Regions from separate parts of the Homo sapiens genome. Here region 2 is linked to region 1. The links are chromatin loops, found by intact Hi-C in ENCODE. Cell type or tissue: Calu3. All regions are shown on one strand. Each heading gives the region's core, and the rest is flanking DNA. Links, peaks and the distances in the headings are about the cores only.

Region 1 (7,576 bases), core at 1,726-5,725:
TGATCTCAGCTTTTGATATGGCTTCTTCACTAAGCGTAATCATTTTTAGCTTTTGATTTGAAGTGAGGGATATGCGACTCTTCCTTTGGCTTAAACACTTAGAAGCCATTGCAGGGTTGTTAATTGGCCTAATTTCAATATTGTTGTGTTTCAGGAAATAGGAAGGCCGGAGGAAAGGGAGAAAGATGAGGTGAGGTGACAGCCAATCAATGGAAAAGTCAGAAGACACACACAACCTTTATCAATTAACTTTGCCATCATATTTGGGCAGTTTGTGGTGTCCCAAAACAAGTACAATAGTAACATTAAGGATCACTGATCACAGATCACCATAGCACGAAAAAGTTTGAACTATTACAAGAATATCAACAATGTGACACAGAGACGTGAAGGAGCACATGTTATTGGGAAAATGGTGCTAATAGACTTGCTCCATGCAAGGTTGCCACAAACCTTCAATTTGTAATAAGTTCAATATCTGCAAAGTACAATAAAATAAAACACAACAAAATGAGTATGTCTGGAACTTTTTTTGTAACAAAAGCCAATTATAAATAATTAAACTTCGATCAATCACAGGCAGCCAACTCATCACATCATGCCCAAAAAAGGCAAATGTTTCATCACACCATGTCCAAATAAGGCAGATTCCTAGTTATCAGATGATATCTCTACTCAGCTTCTGTGTGTAGCCTGTAAAAGCTCACGGCTCACACTGCTTGGCTGAGCTTTCTGAACTTTGTCTGGTTCTGTGTTGTATTGGTCAAGGTTTTCTAGAGGGACATTACTAATAGGATATATGAATATATGAAAGGAGTTGAGTAGGGAGAACTGGCTCACATGATCTCAAGGCAAAGTCCCACAATAGGCCACCTGTAAACTGAGGAAGAAAGGAGCCAATAGTCCAAAAGGCTCAAAAGCAGGGAAGCCGACAGTGCAGCCTTCAGTCTATCGCCAAAGGCCCGAGAGCCCCCGGCAAACCACTGGTGTAAGTCCAAGTGTTCAGAGGCCAAAGAACCTGGAGGCTGATGTCCAAAGGCAGGAGGAAAGGGAGGAAACATCTGGCATGGGAGGAGGATGAAAGCCAGAAGACTCAGCAAGCCAGCTTATCCCACTTTTTTTCCACCTTCTTTGTTCTAGCTGAGTTAGCAACCAACTGAAAGGTGCCCACACACATTGAGGGTGGGCTTTCCTCTCCCAGTCTATGAACTCAAATGTCAGTCTCCTCTGGAAACAGCCTCACAGACACACCCAGAAACAATACTTTACCCCCTATCTAGGCATCCTTCAATCCAACCAAGTTGACACCTAATATTAACCATCACATTAGTGCTGACTGATTCATGAATCATTCCTTGCTCAAATAAATTCTTTTAAATCTAATTTGTCTAAATTTTTAACAAGGTCTCCAGAGTTGCTAAAATCTAGGGATTGGGTGTTTATTTCAAGTTAGCTCTTCAAGTTAGCCAGATTCTCAGGTATTTGGCTCTAGTTAGATTCAGAGACAGCTCAAGAGCACCCTGAGAGTTTCCTCATTTGTTAAAATGGGGATAATAATATAAAGCTTGCTTTCCTCTCAAGTTATTGTTGTGAAGATCAGACAAAAGAATAAGAGAGTGCTTTCTAAACCAAGTCAAATGTATACCAGGGAATTATATTTTTTTTACAAGTCGCAGTTTAAGGCACAGTTACTCCCTTTTCATATTCCACCACTCCCTAAACTTACCAGTTATTGTATCAACATTTTAAGAAAAAAATACATTGTTCTGCATTTTAACCTGTTGACTTTCAACAGGGTGAGTCAGGATGCAGTGATCTGCGTAAGGGTGCCTTCTGATCTTCGCACATGCAGGAGGAGTAGAGAAATGTACACAGGACTGAAGGTAAAGAAACCTTGATTCTTGTCTCATCATGGCTCCAACCTGCTGCCTGACCCTGGACAAGTCTCTCTCCATCTTTCAGCCTCAGTGTTCTCATCCACTTCCAATTCCACCTGCACCAGCCCACATCTTCTATTTACCCCTTTCCTGCCATAATTTTTCTCCATAGAACTTATCCTATTTCACATTTTATGTTTACTTATTTAATGTGTTCATTGTCTCTTTCTCCTTAGTAGAATGTAAGCTCATGAGGGAAGGTATTTTTGTCCTTTTTGTCCACTATTATCCTCAAGGGCTAGAATAGTGCTTTATGCCTGAGTTGCTCTGTGACTAAATACATGAACGAATGAAGACTAAGGATATTAAACTAGATTACCTCAGATTTACCAATATTAATTGTTTGAATCTTTGATTTAGTCATGAGGTATTTTTCCATGTGGTTTCTTTCTACCTTGCATTATCCTCCCCCAAATGAATTATAAGAAATACTTTTACATTCAATGAGCTTAAAAACAACCAGAATGATTCAAGTTAGATCTAAAGGCTTTCTTATACACTGAAATGAATTCTATGTTAGTTCCTACAACAGAAATAGATCTCAAGTTATCCATTTGAATACAATGTGTTTCTCAATGTATATCACTACTAGAATGCAGGCACTGGGCCCTTCTATTCATAGGTATGCCCAAAGAAACAAGGTAAGCAATTTGAAAGTAGAGCCTTAGAAGCTACCCGATGGAACAGTATGAGGGAAGCCTGGGCCCATTTCCTGTCCTTGAGGAGTCTAGTTCTTCAGAAGGAAGTGAACCTGCCCAGTTGCAAAGAGACGGTTGAGATTTTTTTTTTTCTAAGTTTATTTGTTACTAAAAATGCCTTAAAAATGCATTGGGCTGTGCCATAGATTTGAGTTTCTTCCCTCTGAAACTCATGTTGGAATTGTATCCCCAGTGTGGTAGTGTTGGGAGGTGGGGCCTAGTTGGAGGTTTTGGGGTTATAAGGGAAGATCCCTCCTGAATAGATTAATGTTCTCTTGTGGGGGCAAGTTCTTGTTCTCTCTTGTTCTCATAGGAATAGATTAGTTCGTAGGAGAGTGGTTTGTTAAAAAGAGCCTGACTTCCTTGGTTTCTCTCTCTTGCTTCCTGTCTCACCATGTGATATGTTTGCATGACCTGCCTTTCTACTTTCCACCATGACTGCAAGCAGCCTGAGGCCCTCACCAGATACAGCTGCCCAATCTCAAACTTTCTAGCCATCAGAATTGTGAGGTAAAAGACCTCTGTTCTTTATAAATTACTCAGCCTCACGTATTCTATTATAGCAACACAAAAAAGACTAAGACTATTTCAGTTTGTCCAGTGGGTGTCAGGATGACTCAGCTGAAGAAAGAGCAGACTGAGTAGGAACTGAGTCATTGCTTACATGTCTAAGCCACGTTGTTACCTGCAAAGAACAGAGAACGGATGTTCTTCCTGCCAAAGAATTGGAGGAGAGAAAGAGCTAAGATTTCAGTATAACAAAGTTAAGAAAGGACCCAAGAGGGAACTAACTGTCAGTAATAATAAGGAAGCACATGACGATTACTGAGCAAGTGCTAAAAACTTCTGCTTTGGAAATCCTTGCAAACAAAAATTTTCCATAAAATTGAAAGGGCTGTGAGTTCAGAAAAACCTTTAAGAATTCATGGCAATTAAGAAATGTGGGCCGGGCGTGGTGGCTCATTCCTGTAATCCCAGCATTTCGGGAGGCTGAGACGGATGGATGACCTGAGGTCAGGAGTTTGAGACCAGCCTGGCCAACATGGTGAAACCACGTCTCTACTAAAAATACAAAAAATTAGCCAGGTGTGGTGGCGGGTGCCTGTAATCCCAGCTACTCAGGAGGCTGAGGCAGGAGAATTGCTTGAACCCGGGAGGTGGAGGTTGCAGTGAGCTGAGATTGTGCCATTGCACTCCAGCCTGGGCAACAAGAGCAAAATTCTGTCTCAAAAAAAAATGTGATTAAAAATCAACTATGCTTGTAGAAAGGTAGAATTATTGGGAGTGGAAAGGGATGATTAATTCCTGATGATCAATTTTTGAGGTCCTACCCAAGAGTCTATTATACTTTCTTCTTAGAAGAAAAATGGTTGAAACCTCTTCATCCTCAATGTGTCTGTACCCCTGTGAAAGGGAAATAAAATCTCAGGACTCCAACTCACTATACCAAAGGGAAAAATAAAGCTTTGAAACTGAGTCATGTAAAATGCTGACTTTACTTTTGTTCCTAAACAGATAGTTATGAGACAGGAGGACATATATCTACTCAAGGGGCCTCCCTCACCGTGACAATGTAAATTAACAGCTTATCTTTACAGGTATGGAACAAAAGGAAACTAAAAATTGTCCCCCTGTCCACCCTGAGATGAATGCATATTTGACTTCTCCTCTTTGTTTACTTTAACTTAAGCAAAGTACAGATTTATGAAGTGCAAGACAAATATATAATTGGCTATTCCTCTATCTTTTCCTTTTCACATGTAACAGGTAGATTCAGTGATAGCTAACCCAAGCCTCACAAGAATGTGACCATATTCTCCCTTTTTTTTCCTTCCTCCTTTCCCCACCCACCCACTTTTTCCACTTTAAATATTGAAGCCCTCAAAATCCTCTTTGGAAAAATTGTGGGCCACAGATCCTACCGTGGCTTGTGTCTCTTCTTCCTAGGGACAACCTCAACCTTGACAAAATGAACCTTTAAATTAATAGAGACACTGTTTTAGGTTTACAAATTGGCAACCATGATGAAATTCTGAGTGGAGGTGGCCCTTGACCTGTGGCAAAACTCCTAACGGTGCCTGATACTAACTTGGGCTATTTTTATTGCTCAAACCAATAGGACAACTTGCTGAGGTCTGGGAGCTTCATCCTCTCCAGTGAAGCCTTGATCTCCCAAAATTGGAGTGAGATCTAAGGTTTATTTTGCTATTACAATTCCATTCTGGAGTTCTGCTTGCTTCTGGAAAGGAAGGTGACTTTTCCTGCTTTTACAATGGTAGAGAGCAGTCTTTAGCCTGAGCCTCATTCCTGGATAACAGCTAAGTTGAGATTTTGTCTTAAAAATTCTCTTTAATGACTAAGTTAGTGCCAGAGGTATTCAAACCAGGTGACTCCATCTTGAATAGGGGATGGGTAAAATTAGGCTTAGACCTGCTGGGCTACATTCTTAGTCACAGGATGAGAAAGAAGGCTGGCACAAGATAAAGGTCACAAAGACCTCACTGATAAAACAGGATGTGGTAAAGAAGCCAGCCAAAACCCAACAAATCCAAGATAGCAATGAAAGTGACCTCTAGTCATTCTCATTGCTCATTATACACTAATTATAATGTATTAGCATGCTAAAAGATACTCCTAACAGCATCATGACAGTTTACAAATGCCACAGCAATGCCAGGAAGTTGCCCTGTATGGCCTAAAACGGGGCAGAACCATCAGTTCCAGGAATTGCCTTCCCCTTTACTGGAAAACATATAGATAATCCACCCCTTGCTTAGCATATAATCAAGAAATAACAATAAAAATAGCCAAACAACAGCCATTAGGGCTGCTCTGTCTATGGAGTAACCACCCTTTTATTTTTTTACTTTCTTGATAAACTTGCTTTCACTCTACTCTGTGGACTCTGTGGACTCACCCCTAATTTTTCTTTCATGAGATCTGAGAACCCTCTTTCCACTAACATAAAGATTGACAACCAGCTATTCTTAACTTCTCCTTACAATTAGAGTACTCAGTAATCATATAAATTGTATGAACGCTTCCATAGTTAAGTCATAACCTTATTAATGCTTATTGGCTTCACTGGGGAGATTACCCTTTGTAAAGATGCTCAAAAGCCAGAAATATCAGCTATTTGCCTCAGCTAAAATCTGGTAATAATGAGACAGCCAGGTGGGAAGGGCTCCCTGGCAAAACTCCAGCTGGTCTGCACACTGGGAGGAGTGCACTCTGGGGTGGAGCCACAGAAGTTCGTGCCATTTGCAGTGGGGAGGAGCCTGGCCTCTCCTCTTCCTGGGTGGAACCTGGGATTCAATCTGCAAGGCAGAAAGCACACTCTCTCACTTCACCAAGAGTCTCTGTTTTTCCATTTTCCCCCCCTTTTCACCCAATAAAATCTTTACTTGTCAGGCCTCTGAGATTTTGTGCTGCTCCAACGCTTCACTATTTCATTTTATTTTTCTTATTAATACAAGAAGACGGGAATGTCAGGCCTCTGAGCCCAAGCTAAGCCATCATGTCCCCTGTGACCTGCACGTATACACCCAGATGGCCTGAAGCAACTAAAGATCCACAAAAGAAGTGAAAATAGCCCTCATCTTTACCCGCCTGAGGAACTTCTTTACTTTCTAGACAGATATGGTGAGAACTCCCTAGACATTTCACACCAACAAGCTGCCACACTTCTCCGCATCTACTTACGGCACCTTTCTCCTTATGTCAATTGCACCCCCCCCCCCCAAATTTGGACCCCTAACCACACAAACAACTATCCTATCCCTGTTGCCGCTCCTTTATGCATCTCCCGACAACAGCCTACTGGAATCCTTTTAGGCAACCTTCCACTGTCCACATGTTCCTTTACTCTTTATCTCCAGAACCCAGCCACACACATTATCAAACAGATGGTAGCATTCCAACTTTGCATTACTGATAAGACCTCTATCATTACTGACAAACTAAAAAACATTGGCAATCACTATTGTTTAGGAAGACACCTACCCTGCATCTCACTCCATCATTGGCTACCCTCCCCCTGCTCATCTGAATCTCCTCCTAGCCCCTCCTCTTGCTTGCTTATACCCAGCCCCATGAATAGCAGTGAAAGGTTACTTGTAAACACTATGTGCTTTTTCATACACCATGAAAACTGAACCCCGCCCTCTACACAGTTGCACCATCAATCCCCATTACAACCTCTAACAGCTGCTACCCTCGCTGGATCTCTAGGATTTTGGGTGCAGGATTCCTCTTTCAGTACACCCTCTCACCTTTTCACTTTAAATTTCCAGTTCTGCCTGGCAAAAGGTCTCTTCTTTTTATGTGGCTCTTCCACCTACATGTGCCTACCTGCCAACTGGACGGGCACATGTATTCCAGTCTTCCTTACCCCCAAAATCCAGTTTGCAGGTGGGAACAAACAACTGTCTGTCCCCCTCATGACATCAACATGACAAAAAAGAGTCATCCCACTAATCCTTTTACTTGTGGGTCTAGGACTTTCTGCCTCCACTATTGCACTTGGAACTGGAATAGCAGGCATCTCAACCACTGCCACGACATTCTGCAGCCTCTCTAATGACTTCTCTGCTAACATTACAGATATATCACAAACTTTATCTGTTCTCCAAGCCCAGGTTGACTCTTTAGCTGCAGTTGTCCTACAGAACTGCCAAGGCCTTGATTTACTCACTGCTGAAAAAGGAGGACTTTGTATATTTTTAAATGAAGAGTGTTGTTTTTACTTAAATCAATCAGGCCTGGTATATGACAACATAAAAAAACTCAAGCATAGAGCCCAAAAACTCACCAACCAAGCAAACAATAATGTTGAACCCCCTTGGACACTCTCTAATTGGATGTTCTGGGTACTCCCAATTATTAGTCCTTTAATACCTATTTTTTTCCTTCTTTTACTCAGACCTTGTGTCTTTCGTTTAG
Region 2 (7,576 bases), core at 1,320-5,319, 170 kb after region 1:
TCATTAAAATAAAAAACAGTGAAAAGCAAATAATGTAGAACGAATACTCATGGTAAATTAATTGGTAAGAAATATAAATTCTGACTTCCACAATGGTTGAACTAGTTTACAGTCCCACCAACAGTGTAAAAGTGTTCCTATTTCTCCACATCCTCTCCAGCACCTGTTGTTTCCTGCCTTTTTAATGATTGCCATTCTAACTGGTGTGAGATGGTATCTCATTGTGGTTTTGATTTGCATTTCTCTGATGGCCAGTGATGATGAGCATTTTTTCATGTGTTTTTTGGCTGCATAAATGTCTTGGGAGGGGGGGAGGGATAGCATTAGGAGATATACCTAATGCTAAATGACGAGTTAATGGGTGCAGTACACCAACATGGCACGTGTATACATATGTAACAAACCTGCACATTGTGCACATGTACCCTAAAATTTAAAGTATAATAATAATAAAATAAAATAAAATATTAAAAAGAAATATAAATTCTATATTGTCTACACACAACTAATTCAACCTTGTAAAATAAGCATGCATGATAAAGATTTTTAAAAGTGAAAGTAATTGTGTATTAGTCAAGGTAGTTATTGCAAACTATCCTAGTCCAAGCCTAACTTAAACAGAAAAGTAATTTAATAAAGACTATCAGTTCCTGAAATTATTAGAAAAGCTGGAGAAAAAGATGTCCAAGCTTCTGGTAAAAATGCTAACAACTTTGCCACAGGACTGGTTTGATGAGAAAACCTCCTGCATGGCCATGGGTGCTGCCAAGTACTAAATGCCAAGAATTTGATTAAAACAACAGTAAAACGTATTTCCCTATCAGAAATCAGTCCTGCAATCATTGCTGTCCTTTCAACCTGTATGTTTTGGCAGGCAATATATGCCAGCAAAATGAAGGCTGTTTTCACACACTGCTCATCTCCAGGCTAAGGTCTTGTGAAAGTTCCTAAAATTAGAAGAGCTAGTTCACAAGCCTGCATTCTGGTTGCAAGAGAAGCTGAGAAACTGCAGTATAATTTCAATGTCGTAGGACTATACACAGCATTTTATTTAATTCTTTTAAACAGAATGGACATTATTATCTATATTTTATAAATGAAGATATTGAAGTATATTAATTTTGATAAATTATAGGTTATTTTGATTTTTGATTTTATATAGATAATCAGGCCATCCACAAATAACGACATTTTTTTCTTTCTTCCTTTCCAACTATTTGACCCTTTATTTCCTTTTCTGATTTTAATAATCAGGCTAGAAACTCTAGTATAATGAGAATAAATGTAGTAATAGCAGCACTCTCTGAATTATTTCTGATTTTTTTTCATGTTCCAAAGCTTTCTTTTTTACTATTCTTATTATACTTTAAGTTCTAGGGTACATGTGCACAACGTGCAGGTTTGTTACATAGGTATACATGTGCCATGTTGATGTGCTGCACCCGTTAACTCGTCATTTACATTAGGTATATCTTCTAATGCTACCCCTCCCCTCTCCCCCAACCCCATGACAGGCCCTGGTGTGTGATGTTCCCCATCCTGTGTCCAAATGTTCTCATTGTTCAATTCCCACCTATGAGTGAGAACATGCGGTGTTTGTTTTTCTGTCCTTGCAATAGTTTGCTCAGAATGATGGTTTCCAGCTTCATCCATGTCCCTACAAAGGAGATGAACTCATCCTTTTTTATGGCTGCATAGTATTCCATGGTGTATATGTGCCACATTTTCTTAATCCAGTCTATCATTGATGGACATTTGGGTTAGTTCCAAGTCTTTGCTATTGTGAATTTTTTTTTTTTTTTGAAACGGTGTTTTGCTTTTGTTGCCCAGGCTGGAGTGTAATGTCATGAACTCGGCTCACTGCAAACTCCACCTCCTGGGTTCAAGCAATTCTTCTGCTTCAGCCTCCTGAGTAGCTGGGATTACAGGCACGCACCACCACTCCCGGCTAATTTTGTATTTTTAGTAAAGATGGGGTTTCTGCATGTTGGTCAGGCTGGTCTCGAACTCCCAACCTCAGGTGATCTGCCTGCCTCAGCCACAGAAGAGCTCGGATTACAGGCATGAGCCACCGCACCCGGCCTATTTCTGATTGTAAGATAAGTGCATTCAGTAATTTACAATTGAATACGATGTTTCCTGTAAATTATTTGTAAATAACCTTAATTTTTCATGTTAAGAAAGTTTCCTCTATTCCTTGTTTTCTAAGACTTTTAACAATGAATGGATGTTGAATGCTACCAATGCTATTTCTACATTTAATTAGATAATCATATATGTTTTATTTTAATATCTAAATATGATGAGTAATAATAACACACTTCTTTTTAAAAAATTCTTTTCAGAAAGAAGTCCAGTTTTCCTGAAGTAGTGTCTTGTCTTTAAGATAGTTAGGCTCACTTTGCTGCTAATTTGATCATATTTTTGCATCTTTATATAAACAAGATTAGCCTGTGATACATTATTCTTATATTTTCCTTAAAAGATTTTAGTATCAAAGGATGTCATCAAAATGGTATAGCAGAAACAATCTGACTTTGCTCTCCCCAGCAGAAAACCAAGAACAAATATCCAGCATCAAGATTATCACCAGGGGCCAGGTACAGTGGTTCATACCTGTAATCCCAGAATTTTTGGAGGCTGAGGTGGGCAGATTGCTTGAGTCCAGGAGTGCGAGACAAACCTGGACAATGTGGCAAAACCCTGCTTCCACAAAAACACAAAAAATTAGCCAGGTGTGGTGGTGCACACCTGTAGTCCCAGCTACTTGGGGGGATGAGGTGGGAGGATCACTTGAGCCCAGGAAGTTAAGGCTGCAGTGAGCCATATTGGAGCCACTCCACTCCACTCCACTCCCGCCTGGGTGACAAAGCAAGACCCGGTCCCCGCCTCCAAAAAAAAAAAAAATATATATATATATATAGTAACCAGCAAAATCCTAAAACTCAAATCTGAGGCTGGGGCAATCCCTACAGCCACAGAGAAGTGAGAAACTCCGAGCTTCGGGTAAGAGAAACAAACCTGTCTATCTTTGATACCGATCCTCAATCTGCCAGGCACCATTTGTGGAAAATTCCCCCAGACTCATGGTTTCTAGATCGGAAAAAGTGAGATTGAGGTAGATAGCCAGCTTCTCCACCATCGTGGATTCCCTTGTAGGAAAAGCATTCCTGCCTCAACTCATGGGAAATACCTGTAGGAAGGAAAACCCCAAGGGCAGCTGGAGATAAAGAGGGAAAGTGGGACTAGAAACCCCAGCCTGTGAAACCCTGGTCTTTAAGGCAAAGGAGATGCCAAATCAGAGTGTCTGTTCAGCAGTACGACATTGTATGAGGCACATTCTACCAGTCTTTTGAGCACAAATCCCTAGCCAGATTTCCCTCATGGGTATGGTAACTTCTTTGGGACTTCCTCTCTCTCCTCAGTCAGGGATGGGCAACACTCTGAGCAGTTGCAAGAAGCCCAAGCCAAATCTGGGCTTAAGGCACCATCTAGTGTTGAAAAGGAGGCAACAATGTAGGATAAGGAGACCAACAGGCAGCTAAATATTACCCCATAGCAAACATACCCTAGGAAGACCAAAACAAGCCAGACAGCAAAAACTGTAAATAATCCTCCAATGCAAAGCCATAGATGTATATCCATAAGAAACAACAGCAAACAGGGAACTCTGACCTCCACAAATGAGCAAAGCAATGAGCCAAAGACTGATCCTAATGAGGCAGTGATATATAAGCTCTGTTAAAGAATCCAAAGTAGCAGTTCAAAGGAAACTCAGTGAACTCCAAGATAACACAGAAAAGCAATTCAGAAATTTACTAGAGATATTTAACAAAGATATTCAAATAATTTAAAAATTTAAACAGAAATCCTGGAACTGAGAAATATGTTTGCTAAACTGAAAAATACATTATAGGCTCTCAACAGCACAATGGATCAACAGTGGGAAAACTCAGTTAGTTCAAAGACAGGCTATCGGAAAATACACAGTCAAAGGAGAAGAAAGAAAAAAGAATGGAAAGAAATGAAGAACACTTGCAAAATATAGAGAATACCTTTAAGAGAGCAAATCTAAGTGTCATTGCCATTAAAGACGAAATTGGGAAAGAGAAAGTGTTAGAAAGCTTATTTAAACAAATAATAACAGAAAAGTTTCCAAACCTAGAGAAAGGTATAATCTAGCTACAGGAAGGCTAGAGATCACCAAATGACTTCAATCCAAATAATACCACCCGAAGGCATATAAGACTTTGAGAGTTTACCCTCAAAGGTCAAGGACAAAGAAACGATCATAAAAACAGCAAGAGAAAAGAGGCAAATAACATATAAAAGGGCTCTGATTCATCTGGCAATAGACTTCTCAGGAGAAAACATAAAGGCCAAAAGGAAGTAGAATGACATATTCAATGTGCTAATGGGAAAAAAAAAAACTTTCAACCAAGAATACTGTACCCAGAAAAAGCTTTCCCTCAAACATGAAGGGGAGATAAAGTCTTTCCCAAACAAACAAAAGCTGACAGAAGGAATTCATCACCACTAGACCCATCTTACAAGAAATGCTAAAAGTACTTCAGTCTGAAAGAAAATGATGCTATCATACAAAAGCAAAACATTTGAAGATATGAAACTCACTGGTTGAGTGCAGTGGTTCACACCTGTAATACCAGCACTTGGGAGGCCAAGGGGGGAGGATCACCTGAGGTCAGGAGTTCAAGACAAGCCTGGCCAACATGGCGAAACACCATCTCTACTAAAAATACAAAAATTATCTGGGTGTGGTGGTGGGTGCCTATAATCCCAGCTACTTGGGAAGCTGAGGCAGGAGAATCACTTGAACCCAGGAGGCAGATGTTGCAGTGAGCCGAGATCATACCACTGCACTCCAGCCTGGGTGACAGAGTGAGACTCCGTCTCAAAAAAAAGAAAAAGGAAAGAAAGAAAGAAACTCACTGGTAAAAGAAAGTACACAGACAAACAGACAAATTAACAATATTCTAATATTGTCATTGTGTAATCTACTCAAAAATCTAGAATGAAGACCAAAAGAAAAATCTATAAAAAATAGCTACTGCAGCCTTTTAAGAGATAGGCAATATGAAAAGATGTAAATTGAAAAAACAAGAAGTCAGAATGGGGGGTGGAATTAAAGTATAGAGTTTTTTAGTTTTTCCTTCCTTTCTGTTCTGTGATAAAAGTTAAGTTGTCATCTGTTTAAAATAACTTATTATATTTATAAGATAATTTTGTAAGCCTCATGGCAACCGCAAAGCAAAAACCTATATTAAATACACCAAAAATAAAGCTCAGTGTATTAAAATGTATTACCAGAAAACTTTACCTAACCACAAAGGAAGACACTCAGAAAGAAAGGAAGAGAGGAGTTAAAAAAACAACCAGAAAACAAGTAACAAAATGACAGTAAGTCCTTACCTATCAATTATTATACTGAATGTTAATGGACTAAATACTCCAATTAAAATACATGAATGGGCTGGGCATAGTGGCTCACACCTGTAATTCCAGCACTTTGGGAGGGCGAGACGGGGGATCAGAAACCCTGCCTCTACTAAAAATACAAAAATTAGCCAGTGGCGGTCACCTCTAGTCCCAGCTACTCGGGAGGCTGAGGCAGGAGAATCACTTCAACCAAGGAGGCAGAGGTTGCAGTGAGCCACCACTGCACTCCAGCATGGGCAACAGAGTGAGACTCCATCGCAAAATCAATTAATTAATTAATTAATTAATTTTAAAAATAAGATACATGAATGAATCGATTTAAAAACAGGGTTCAGGCTGGGCATGGTGGCTCATGCCTATAATCCTAGCACTTTGGGAGGCCGAGGCAGGCAGATCACAAGGTCAAGAGATTGAGACCATCCTGGCCAACATAGTGAAACCTCATCTCTACTAAAAATACAAAAATTAGCCGGGCAAGGGGTCGCACGCCTGTAGTCCCAGCTACTCGGGAGGCTGAGGCAGGAGAATCACTTGAACCCGGGAGGTGGAGGTTGCCGTGAGCCGAGATTGTGCCACTGCACTCCAGCCTGGCGACAGAGCAAGACTCTGTCTCAAAATACAAAAAAAAAAAAAAAAAAAAAAAAAAACAGGGTTCAAATATATGCTGCCTAAAGAAACTCACCTTACCTATAAAGACACACATAGTCTGAAATGAAGAGATACAAAAAAAATTCCATACAAATGGACACCAAAATCTTCAAGTCAAAGATTATCAAAAGAGAAAAGAATGTCACTATGTGATAATAAAAGGGCCAATTCAGCAAGTCTATAACAATTGTAAATATATATGCACTCAACACCAGAGCACCCAAATATGTAAAGCAAACATTAATAAATATGAAGTCAGAGATAGACTTCAATACAGTAATGTTAGGGGACTTTAAACCCTTCTCTCAGTAAAGAACAAATTATCCAGACAGAAATCAATTTTTTAAAATCCAGGTTAAACTTCACACTAGACCCAATGGACCTAACTAATATTTACAGAACATTTCATCCAAGTGATATGGAATATGCATTGTTATCATCAGCACATGGAACATTTTCTAGGATAGATCATATTTTAAGTCACAAAACAAGTCTCAACAGATTCAAAAAAGCCAAAATTATATCGAATATCTTTTCTGACCACAATAGAATACAACTAGAAATTATTAACAAGAGGATCTGAAGAAATTATACAAACACATGGAAATTAAACATGTTCCTGAATGATCAATGGGCCCATGAAGGAATTAAGAAGGAAATTTTTTAATATTTTGAAACAAAAGAAATGGAAACACAATAATAAAATCTATGGGCTATGGTGTAAGCAGTACTAAGAGGGATGTTTATAGCAATAAATGTTCCAAAAAACAGAAAGAGTTCAAATAAACAACCTAATGGTGCACCTCAAGAAACTACAAAAGCAAGAGCGAATGAAACCCAAAACTAATAGAAAGAAAATAATAATAAAGACGAGAGCCAGATGAAATGAACAGAGACTAAAAAACAATACCAAGTACAGACAAAACAAAAAGTTGATTTTTGAAAAGATGAAATTGGCAAACCTTCAGTAAGAACAATTAAGAAAAAATAGAGAAAGCTCAAAATGAAATTTGAAGAAGGAAACATAACAACTGATACCACAGAAATACAAGGGATCATTAGAGACTATTATGAACAAGTATATGCCAACAAAATGGAAAGCCTAGAAGAAATGTATAAATTCCCAGACACACACAATCTGCCTAAATTGCATTGAAAAGAAATAGAAAACCTGAACATACCAATAACAAATTGAAGCAGTAGTATGTCTCCTATCAAAGAAAAGCCCAGGACCAGATGAATTTACTGTTGAATTTTACCAAACATTTAAATTGCCAATTCTACTCAAACTATTCCAAAAAATTGAAGAGGGAATATTTCCAAACTTATTATATGAGTCCAGCATTACCCTGATATCAAAACCAGACAAGGATACATCAAAAAAGAAAACTACAGGACAATATCCCTGAAGAACATGGACACAAAAATTCTCAAATAAACACTAGCAAACTGAATCCAGCAACAAATTAAA

The links. Peaks named below come from ENCODE experiments on the same cell type or tissue, not always from the same donor. Only the 100,000 strongest peaks of a DNase experiment are listed, where the experiment ranks them.
Region 2: a loop joins it to region 1, with 2.5 times the contacts of the local background. A loop is called at or near these places in 5 of 110 quality-filtered maps.

The regions. Positions count from the first base shown.
Region 1 is chr12:54,931,178-54,938,753 of GRCh38, reverse strand. It overlaps the pseudogene LOC105369778. Among named protein-coding and RNA genes, the nearest start is that of TESPA1, 50 kb to the left of the region's middle. RefSeq lists an enhancer at 2,564-3,763. In Calu3, for the core only: no CTCF peak of the experiment used is centred there; a DNase peak (open chromatin) is centred at 3,253.
Region 2 is chr12:54,755,838-54,763,413 of GRCh38, reverse strand. No RefSeq gene overlaps it. Among named protein-coding and RNA genes, the nearest start is that of MUCL1, 95 kb to the left of the region's middle. In Calu3, for the core only: a CTCF peak has its summit at 3,533 (motif pointing left); a DNase peak (open chromatin) is centred at 3,463.